2 separate regions of the Homo sapiens genome follow, and region 1 is linked to region 2. Evidence: chromatin loops called from intact Hi-C (ENCODE). Cell type or tissue: K562. All regions are shown on one strand. Links, peaks and the distances in the headings refer to the core of each region. The heading gives the core; the rest is flanking DNA.

Region 1 (5,383 bases), core at 229-5,228, 85 kb before region 2:
CCAAAACCAAACCCACAAGAGTCACAAATTCAAAGAATTTTACAAATTTTTTTCTCCTACCAATCTGAATATGGAAAAGAAGGACCAGGAAAAATTTTACCTTCCTTTCTTGACTGACTGCTATAGACAGATATCTGGGAGAGCTGAGTTTGGTAAGAATTCTTACCTTTTACCAGCTTCTGCCAGTTTTGCTAGGATTTCATCTGCAGGTTCCAGAGTGGATGGGGTATCCCAGAAAGTCCCATCTGCATTGCCAAAAACTGTCAGGAAGGAAAAATTTTTTTTCTCAACCCATGTGAGTTCCTGTTGGGACAGGCCACTGTAACAAAAGACAGATTAACAAGAGAAAAACAAATTTATTAATGTGTGCAGCACACATCACAGGAGAAACCTCATGAAAAGTAACTCAAAACAGTGGCTTAGAACTCTGGTTTACAAACCATCTTCAACAAAGAACAATCAATTTGTAGATAAAGAAAGGACAGAGGAAAGTCGTTTTTAGGCTACAAAGGTGGGAAACTGTGGGAATGTAAATATATGGTAGGAAACTCATGGAGTACTGCAGATTCCTCTGGTGCCATCTCTGGGCTAATAAGCATCTAGAGCCCTCTTCACTAAAGGAAAATGTATTTCCTACTTTTAGGCAGAAAAAGAGGAGGATAGAGAGCTTTTCTTCCATTTGATTCTAAGATCCATTTCATTCTAAAAAGTGTGAAAGGCCAGGAAAGCTGCACATCCCGTTCTTTGATGCATATATACCATTTATTGTTATTGAAGGATTTAAGTCTCACAGGCAAAATATAGAGCCAATTGTATTATGAAAAGATCAATGTAAAAACACTCTACAATTACGCAAGTGTCAGTTTTTAAAATCTTGTTCTAGTAGTTGAAAGGCTAGTTCAGCATTGTGCATTCTTTTCAGTGTTTAAGATGTACATAAAACTTTGTTAACATAAGCACTAAGTTTACAGAACCTCAGAACTGAAGTAAAGTTTTTAGTGAAAGCAATAAAAGAAAGAATATGTACCTGTTTGCAAGATAATGAAGTCAGTTTTAGTTAACTTAATTGTTGTTAATTTAGCAATACAATGGTAAGACAGTTCTTACTTTAAGAATATCTAAAATACTTGAAAATAGAAGACGCAGCACATGATTTTTAAGCCTCACTACTAGAAAGCTAAGCACTCAGTGTCCTGAGTAAAGGTAATGACACCCTGCCTTTTAATTGGAATACCTACCTTTTAATATGGAGTTTATTTATAATGGCTGTATTCTGTGTAATATTCTAGCTGTTTTGACAAGACTAGTTTGAGGACTCTCCTGACGTCCTGTGTATTATGAGGCATTTCCTCTCAGGGTGGTGGAAATATGAACTATTCCCACCTCTGTGTGAGCTCCAGGAAATGCTCAGGCTATTTCCACTGGCTTCAAAACTGCCTCCAGGCAATAAACTGGACAACTCTAGAGCTCACCTTATTTCCCTTCTCCCAGAAATCACAGTCTGTAGTGCTGTTATCCAGTGTCTGAAAACAGTTGTTTCAAATATTTTGTGCTGTTTTCTAGTTATTTAAAGGAGGAGTCTCCCCTTGACTCCACATGACCACAAGTGAAAGTACACTATACATCGCCACAGATGAAAGCACACTATACATTTTAAACCATTAGTGAACTTTTGATTGCTTATGTGTTTTTAACATTTTATAGGCCATGAGATAACTGAGCAATGATTTATAAGTTTTCAGCATAAAGCAAAGATGATTCCCACTTAGTATATTAATTATAGAAATCTGAAAGGATGTTTCTAAACTCTTCATTATGTTTCATGCCTTTGTTACCTAAAATATTTTCAAGCACATCTTTTAAAATTATGTCTGCTGCAATGGGGTGAAAATCTTATTAAGGATCCAGCACCTCTTCCGTTGATGCTAACTCAGGCATGTATTTTTCAAATCCTTGGGTTTTTTTAAGACTCTAGAGTTTTAATATTCTAGAGTTTTAATATTCTTTTGTGTTTTAGTATTCATCATAGATTTTTCAATCTATTGTTCCACTTCTAATTGACTGCAAAAATCTTCAGTTCATTTATTTCTTCACACCCTGCAGTTGTAGAGAAAAGACATGAATCTTTACTCATGATCCCTATGGATAACTAAGGATTGATGCTATTATTGCTTATTTTCATATTTTTTCTATTATTAGGATATACATTTTACTGATTACAGATTTTTTCATTTGTGGGGTTTTATTTTTTTTAATCTGCATATTTTATAAAAGATATAGAAAATATTTAAGACTTACCTCTAATAAGACCCCAGGGACTATTGTGGCCCACTCATAAGAATTATCAAAATTCTTACTGTAATTTGTCGCAAATATTCTACAGCTAGCTGCTGTTGTTTTATGAACAGATAGTGGAATGATCATAGGGTTTATAAGATCTGGGTTTAAATTCTTGACTTGCCGTTGTAAGGCTCGCTAGCATGTTCAAGTAAACGTTTAGAGTCACACAACAACCATAAGGCCACACTTGGCATGCTGGATACAGGCCAGGAAACAGCAGGCTAGCAAGGCAGCATGACGCATTTCTCTTCAATGCAAGTCATTCTCACAGCAGTTCATATAGTTGTCCAGGAGCTGTCCAAGTGACAACAAAGGTGCAAGGAAATAAGACTCATACCACCTGCCAGGTATGACTCTTATTCCCTTGCTAGTTTAGATGCCGCATGCTCCACAAGAACCGATATCTCTTATACTAATCCTTGCACGGTGGCTCCCACAACAACATGCTCAGTTACAAGAGTCAGCATGGTCAGGAGAGCCCAAAACTGTCTTCCTATGAAGTATTTCAGTTCATACAAAGTCCCCCAAGCCTAGGTGCCTGGTGTGTGGCCGATGGCCATTCTTTATCAAGGGGAGAACAGACACAGAAAAGTGATTGAACCCAAGGTCAGTTTCTCATGCAGAAGAAAAAAGTTATCTGTACATAGCCACTTCTAGTGTCTTTAAACTCTCTCAGCCTCAGTTTTTACAGCTATCAAGTTAAATAAGACCTTCATAGCATTTTTTTTCATTGATTTAATAAATACTTAGTGAGCAGATGTCAGTCCCTGTTATTTGCTTCTTAAGATATAGCAGTGAAACATCTGGAGTCCTTGCTGTCAAGGAACATTCTAACCAGTGGGACAGAAAAATAATCAAACAGATACATATAGCCTATAATGTCTCCCACTAACTGCCTTTGCTTCAGAACTGTGTCACATGCTGCTGCGGTTTGAATATCCCTGCCAAAACTTATGTTTAAATTTAGTTGATGTTCAAGCAGGAATGGGTTAGTTATCACAGGAGTGGGCTCATGATAGAAGAATAAGTTCAGTGGTTCTCATTCCCTCTCTGTCTCATCACCTGCCTGCCCTTCTGTCATGGGTTAATGCAGCAAAAGGCCCTTCCCAGATGCCAGTGCCATGCATTTGGACTGTCCAGATGCCGAACTGTAAGCCAAATAAATGTCTGTGGTATTTGGTTATACCAGCAGAAAACAGACTAAGACATGTGCCCACCTCTAAACCAATCACTGCCAAGAAAAACTGGACAGCTATAACTGATCAGTTGTTTTTGTCCAGTAGTTATCCAGTAAACTGACAGTAAAACTGATCAGAATTTACCCCAGCATCACATGAACACCTGAACAATATCAAGGCCTTGTCAGCAAAGAAAGCAGGAATGGCTGCTTAAGACACAGTGCCCAGGATCTCCTTCAGTGCTAACCTAATTAGAATCTAAACCCTCTAGATTAAGTAAGTACTCACAATTCCTCTAGCAAAGTGACCAGGAAGACTTATGCCAATAGTTACAAAGCACGAAGGCACATGACATGATTGAAAAGTACACAGATACAGTGTACCAGGCTCATTTTTTTGTTGTTTTTTTGAGACAGTCTTACTGTTGTCGCCCAGGCTGGAGTGCAGTGGCACAATCTCGGCTCACAGCAACCTCTGCCTCCCTCATTCAAGTGATTCTTATGTCTCAGCTTCCTGAGTAGCTGGGATTACAGGATTGTGCCATCACACCCGGCTAATTTTTGTGTTTTTAGTAGAGATGGAGTTTCACCATGTCGGCCAGGCTGGTCTGGAACCCCTGACCTCAAGTGATTCACCCGTCTCAGCCTCCCAAAGAGCTGGGATTACAGGCGTGAGCCACCACGACCAGCCCAGGCTTGTTTAAAGTAATAAAAATAGGAATAATTTTGTGGTTCAGTTTAAATTGAGATGTGTAGTTTCTAAGATTACTCACCAACAAGTAAGAGAACAAAGACAAATGTCTTCTCTGGGAAGCAGTCTGTCTCTGGGCTACGCACAGATTGTTTGAACTCCAGCACCTGAGCCACCTCCTGCCAGCAGTCAGTGATATCTGTCTTCTCCAGTAAGAAAGCATCTTCACTCACCTTTAAGTGACATCATCTGGGTGAATCACTCTTTTTTACTTTAGTAAAGTAATAAAAAGATAACAGTTTTATTCATTAAAGAATATATGCTTTTATGCTTTTTATTGATGCTATTTCTGTCCTTAGTTGAGCATGGATTCACTATGCATGTGTTTTTATACTATTAATACATAATAATTAGTATTAGCAATTAGAAGGTATAAAATCACTATAATCCCACTACCTAGTTATATTTTGCTCTATATCCTTCCAGATTTTTTTCTATTCATAAATAAATACAAATATTGTGGATATGGTTCTCATGTGTGTACATATGCAAATACATGTTTGTTCATGTATGTATGTATGCATGCATATGATTTTCAAAGCATTTTTAACCTAACACTATATATGTGTGTGTGTGTGTGTGTGTGTGTGTGTGTGTGTGTATATATGATCTTTTCATGACAGTATATATCTTTATTGGCACTTCTATTATACCATTTCAAAATAGAGGCATTATAATATAATTATTTATCAAAAGTTTAATCTGTGGGGGGGAGGCTGGCAAGATGGTCAAATAGGAACAGCTGTATTCTACAGGTCTCAGTGAGATCAACACAGAAGGAAAGTGATTTCTACATTTCCAACTGAGGTACCTGGCTCATCTCATTGGAACTGGTTAGACAGTGGGTGCAACCCACAGAGGGTGAGCCAAGGCAGGGTGGGGCCTTGCCTCATCCGGGAAGTGCAAGGGGTCGGGGAACTCCCTCCCCTAGCCAAGGGAAGCCGTGAGGGACTGTGCCATGAGGAACGGTGCACTCCAGCCCAGTTACTATGCTTTTCCCAAGGTCTTCGCAATGCACACACCAGAAGATTCACTTGGGTGCCTACGCCACCAGGGCCCTGGGTTTCAAGCACAAAACTGGGCGGCCGTTTGGGCAGACACTGAGCTAGCTGCAG
Region 2 (5,383 bases), core at 67-5,066:
TGATACTAATTTGATGTATTACTCAATCTCAGATTGACATTGATTTATGTTCCCCTATAAGGGAATTTTTTAGTCTTTCATCAATTAGAATCACCAAGGGCCTCCTGTACCATTCCCAAGCAATCAGCCTATGTGTGGAGGCGAGATGTTTTGTGGGATTTGGGAGGTAGAGGACAGAGAGTTCTGTAAGAAGAAAGAATGTTCAGGAGAAGTAATCAAATTAGTATCAGAAATGAACTAGCTCAGTAGGTATCCATTCAACACCTACTATGCAACAATGGAGATGAGCAACCTAAGGTTTTGTTTGTTTGCTTTTCTTGCTTCCAGTGGGTTTGGAGGAAACTAAGTTTAATAAAATGGAGTGAATAAAGAAAAACAGGCAGCAAAAGTTGCATAGTGGATCTTGCAGAAGATACTCAACAGAAGTCCACAACTTGTCCAACTGCTTACTCCTGAAATTTATGATATTTTCAGGATTTCCCAAGTATCTTTGTTAACTGTGACTATTTTAGACCAAAAAATCCTGACTTCTTTGGGAGAAGATGGTTGCACTGCGCAGCACGGATACCGAAGGTGATAAGTCAATGCAGCCTGTGTTCAATAACTGTGTTTGAGCACCTACTGTGTGCAAGACACCGCACACTGTGGGGTGGGCAGAGATGCCTGAGACAGATCAGTACTCCACAGACCTTCCCTTATAATGGAGAAAGGAAGACAAAGTGACAAATAGCAGTAACATAAGGGAAAATCTGAATGAAATGTCAGCGGTAACAAAGATTCACTGAGCAGTCACCAGTCATCTTGAGCTTCAAGATTCTTGAAGCAGCCCCACTTCAAGAGCTTTCTGAGGTTTCTTTCGCCCGCATCCGTCCCCACTGCCTCCAGGGCACAATCCTCAGGGAAGCTGAGGCAAAATCACCACCACCCTTCCACCCCACTTCTGCATCACTCTCCCCTTTCCCTTACCCCTTCTTTCCCATCCCAGACATGGACTCCACAAAAAAAGACTCCAACCCCACATCATCATACTGTTCAAAGGATGGGCCCAAAAAGCCTAAAATATTTACTTTCTGGTATTTTATAGAAAAAGTTTGCCAATCCCTGCTCTAGAGCCCTGAAAAATCTGAGCTTCAGTTTTCCCACTAGTAACATGAAGATGATTATAGTACCCACTTCATGGAGTTGCCATAAAAGTTAAATGTGATGTTGCATGAAAAATTAAGAAAAATATTAGCAGGCAGCACAACTATTATTAATTAGAAATGCTGATCTTGAATAGAAAAGCCTCGCTTTGTTCTTCAGACACACCCAACTCCCTGGTCAGCCAATTCTTATCAAATGCACCAAGTGTTAATTGATTGATTCAAGCAATCTACCTGCCTCAGCCTCCAGAGTGTTGGGATTACAACTGTGAGCCACGGTGCCTAGACAAATAAATAAAACTATGACAAAAAATTACTTAAAGGCATTTAGATCATTTAAAAGTTAAAATGATCAACATTTACATCCTGGGATTCATGCTATTCTACCAACTCAAAAATAAAATGATAATCTTTCTCTCCTTTTTTTATTAAGGAAAATAAGATGAAGTCTGGTTTGATCATATCATTTTTAGTAGAAATCAACATTACAGCTACTATAATAGCAGAGCAGAGGGAGGGACTAAACTTCATCTGGAATAGAAAAATAGGGAAAAGTACTTAAAGGAATAAAGAAAATAAAGATGGAGGGTGTCGTCTATTCAGCACACCACAGAACCGAGAGCTGTTCTCCCACGGCCACGCAGTTCTCAATGTCAGCACACGGTGGGGACCCCCATTTGTGGCTACCAGGTTCCACAAGACCAGTCAGAAAGCAGCAGTAACACCACCCTCATGGGGCCGGTCAGTGTGTAAGAGTTAACTGTAAGGAATATCAACCACCCACCCTACAATAGAGACATGCCTTCTTTTACTCCCCCTTACACTATTCCCTTTCATCTAAACGAACTATTTAGGGATGGATTACTAAAGGGCATTACCAAAGGGTAATGAAAGCTACATGTGCAAAAGTCCTGAAGGTGGGAAGAGAGGAGCAAAGCTCTGACAAACACTGAGAGACAAGAATGAGTGAATACCAGAGCCAGCCTACAGGAGGTTCTCATTCTGCAGAATGAAATGTGACACCAGCTCTCCCCAGGCAGCCACCAGTTGCCTGGGTAGCCTTCAAACAAAAGGAGGGGCATTTGTCTCCACTGCCTCTTTCCTCTCACTTCTTGAATCCCAAAGATAGCTTTGGAGGACAGAACCTCTGACCTCTTCTTTAAAGCAGTCACCTAGTGCCCTTGAAAAAGTCCACAAGGCATTATTTTTTCATGCAAGCCTCAAATTAATCAGCTTAGGCCATCAGATGCACAAAGACCAACAACAAACATACGGCAGTGCTAGGGAAGTGTTCTGTGTTGTCCCCATTACCAAGCCCAGCAATGACTCTCCAAGCTTTGCTGAAACATAAGCTGGGAACTGCCAGCATGTCCAAGTAGCAGCCCCCAGAGTCTGCTATTCCCGCCACAGTGTGCATGATCTCGGCCACCCACGCAGTGAGGGAGGCAGCCTGGCCCTGAGCCTCACTCCCTGGGGTGCTGACAGGCCGGCAGCTGCTCTCTCTTGAACACAACAGCAGGAAGCGGCAGCTCCACGGGCAGCTGCTCTCTGTATGGCTGCCACTCCTGAGAACCACCCTCTCCGCACCGAGATTTTCTTAATGTCAGATTTCTTCATAAAATTAGAGTCATGAAAAATAACTTCTTTGACAGGAAACATATCCTAAACAAGCTTCCAGGAGCATGAGGGAGAGACTAAATTGCTCTTTTGAACAGCTGAAAGCATCACTGCCAACAAAAGCAAAAATGAAGATTAGGACTGCATCCGAAAGCTAGCCCTGAAAGGAAGCTTACCTTTTCCAGGTGTGCACAGGGTAGTGTGGCCCAGGCCAGCCCATTGTTGGGGAAGACGGGAGATCACAAACCCAAACAGAGAAAGCGTGGTGAGCAGGCCCAGACACCTCTCATTAAACCATCACCCCTTCTCCAACCCACATTCCCATCACTTTCATCCCTTCTTTGGACTATCCAATCTTTCCTGCTCCAACCCAGGTTCCCACACCACTCCTGGGCACTCTCTTTTCCTCCCCGCTCCCCTTTTTTTGAGACAAGGTCTTACTCTATTGCCCAGGTAGGAATGCGATGGTATGATCACAGTTCACTGCAGCATTGACCTCCCTGGCTGAAACGATCCTCCTGCCCCAGCCTCCCAAAGTGCTGAGATTACATGCATGAGCCACCACACCTGGCCTCTTTTCCTTCTTTTATTTTGAGGCGAGTCTTGCTCTGTCACCCAGGCTGGAGTGCAGTGGTGCAATCTCTGCTCACTGCCACCTCTGCCTCCTGAGTTCAAGTGATTCTCCCGCCTCAGCCTCCCAAGAAACTGGGACTCCAGGCACATGCCACCAGATCCAGCTAATTTTTGTATTTTTGGTGTAGACAGGGTTTTGCCATGCTGGCCAGGCTGGTCTACAAACTCCTGACCTCAGGTGATCTGCCTGCCTGGGCCTTCTAAAGTGCTGGGATTATAGGTGTAGTCACCGTGCCCAGTCCTCTCTACCTTCTTAAAAATGGATCAAGCAATTCTCTCCACCTCCCTGAATTTGAGGAGATGTACTCAGACATAGAACTTCTCAAAGAGTGAATAAATGTCTTTGTGTCAATATCCCTGGTGGATTACGATGGTATGCATGTTAAGGGGGCTGCTTCTTTGGAGTTAGACACTTTTTTTCCATGTTAAGGGGTAAACATCAGCAGATGAGTTTTACAAGTGACCACCAACCCAGGCACAGGACTAGCACATTAAGAAGAAATCCAAAAGGTGCCAGAAACCCTGAAAAATGAGCATGCCCCCACACAAACATGCACACAACTGACAGCACAGCTACTAAGGCATTCCAAGAAACTGCCAGCCAGTGCCACAAATCCAAAGACCTATGCTGACCAGTTTGTACAGGGGAAGACCTAATGGCCAGTCAGATGATCAAAGTTCCCAATTGCAATGACTCTCTCACCTTCCTCTTCAATCCTCAAACTCCAAAAGTAGGCATGCCACCCAGGACCACCAACCTCTGATCTGGCCCAGGCCAGAAAGGTCTTTTCAGTTACCTGTTCTTATCCTTCTTCCTCTTACTTCCAGGAATGACTGTCCCCCGCACAACATAGAGAAGTCACCCTTGTGACTCATAACGCTGTCTTTCCTCCAGCAAGGAGACTTGAGAAACCAAAGATAAAGCTCAGACACGCTGCACTTTGGTGGCTGATGAGCCCAAGGTGGGAACTTCAGAATCGCAACTTTAGAAGCTTAATTTCCTCCTTGCACAGAACAATGGTGCACCCAGCTTACTCGTGCCTAGGGTAGGGCCACACAGAAAATGAGAGACTTCAAGGTTATGAATCACACTCTGAGCCAGCTGGATCTTCTTAAAGCATCTCTATAAGGCAATGCCTCCCAGCAAGGGATCATGCTTGACCCTCTCAAAGCTGCCACAGTGTCCTCCCAGGGCAGTACTTTAAAAAAACAGTAACATGGTGTTATTCTCAAGTTTACTTCTGCTTTTTATAGAGTCTGCGTGAACCATCACCTTCTACTGGCACTTCCCACTTAATTCCCAGGTCTGCTGATTCTTTTTCTGTGAATCCATTTTAAGTCAGTGATGTCTTTCCTGGGGCGTGGATTTTTCTCTCCTCCAATTAAAGAAAAAAGGTCATGCTTCCAGGACTTTGTAGTCTTCTCCTCCTCACGACTATTTTGACTCGAGTATGACTCTTACTTTTGAAGTCTGATGCTCTGGCCACTCAATTCAGTCTAGAGACATTACACGCACGTACACACACACACACATGAATGCACGCACGCTGGGCTCTTCGTTTTCAAATGGACATACTTCCCACATTTTTCTACACTGCCAAGTTTTATGCCATTCTCTAGTGTATCCTAGAAAGTACTCAATTACCCAGCAGTCCTCAAAAAATGGTGACTGACAGCTAACAAGAGAATTCAGGATGTATCTATTTCCTGCCTATCCCCCCTTCTCCTGTGCACATAAGCAACTTGTTTCCAGCAGCAAGACAGCTAACCAAAAGTGTTCCCAAGCCTGAAGACTTCTTCCATCTTAACATAAAAATCAATGCCAATAGAAGATCAACTTCCAAAAACAGAAATGGGACTTAATATTTTACACTGATAGATATTCAGTCACCACCTGAAATAAAGAATTGCTTAATTAAGAAGTGGGCACCCTTATTTCACCAGCTGGTGTCTCAAAGGGGACAAGCAGTTTGGATTCATAAATCTACATC

Evidence for each region. A loop is a pair of places that touch in the nucleus more often than their neighbours do. Peaks named below come from ENCODE experiments on the same cell type or tissue, not always from the same donor. Only the 100,000 strongest peaks of a DNase experiment are listed, where the experiment ranks them.
Region 1: a loop joins it to region 2, with 2.0 times the contacts of the local background. A loop is called at or near these places in 1 of 110 quality-filtered maps.

Annotation. Positions count from the first base shown.
Region 1 is chr6:84,134,406-84,139,788 of GRCh38, reverse strand. The region is part of intron 25 of CEP162 (centrosomal protein 162); the gene reads left to right. It also overlaps a transcript of MRAP2 not described here. Among named protein-coding and RNA genes, the nearest start is that of CEP162, 91 kb to the left of the region's middle. In K562, for the core only: no CTCF peak of the experiment used is centred there; a DNase peak (open chromatin) is centred at 2,598.
Region 2 is chr6:84,049,525-84,054,907 of GRCh38, reverse strand. The region is part of intron 1 of MRAP2 (melanocortin 2 receptor accessory protein 2); the gene reads right to left. Among named protein-coding and RNA genes, the nearest start is that of MRAP2, 18 kb to the right of the region's middle. RefSeq lists an enhancer at 1,282-3,134. In K562, for the core only: a CTCF peak has its summit at 2,156; DNase peaks (open chromatin) are centred at 2,177, 2,607 and 4,277.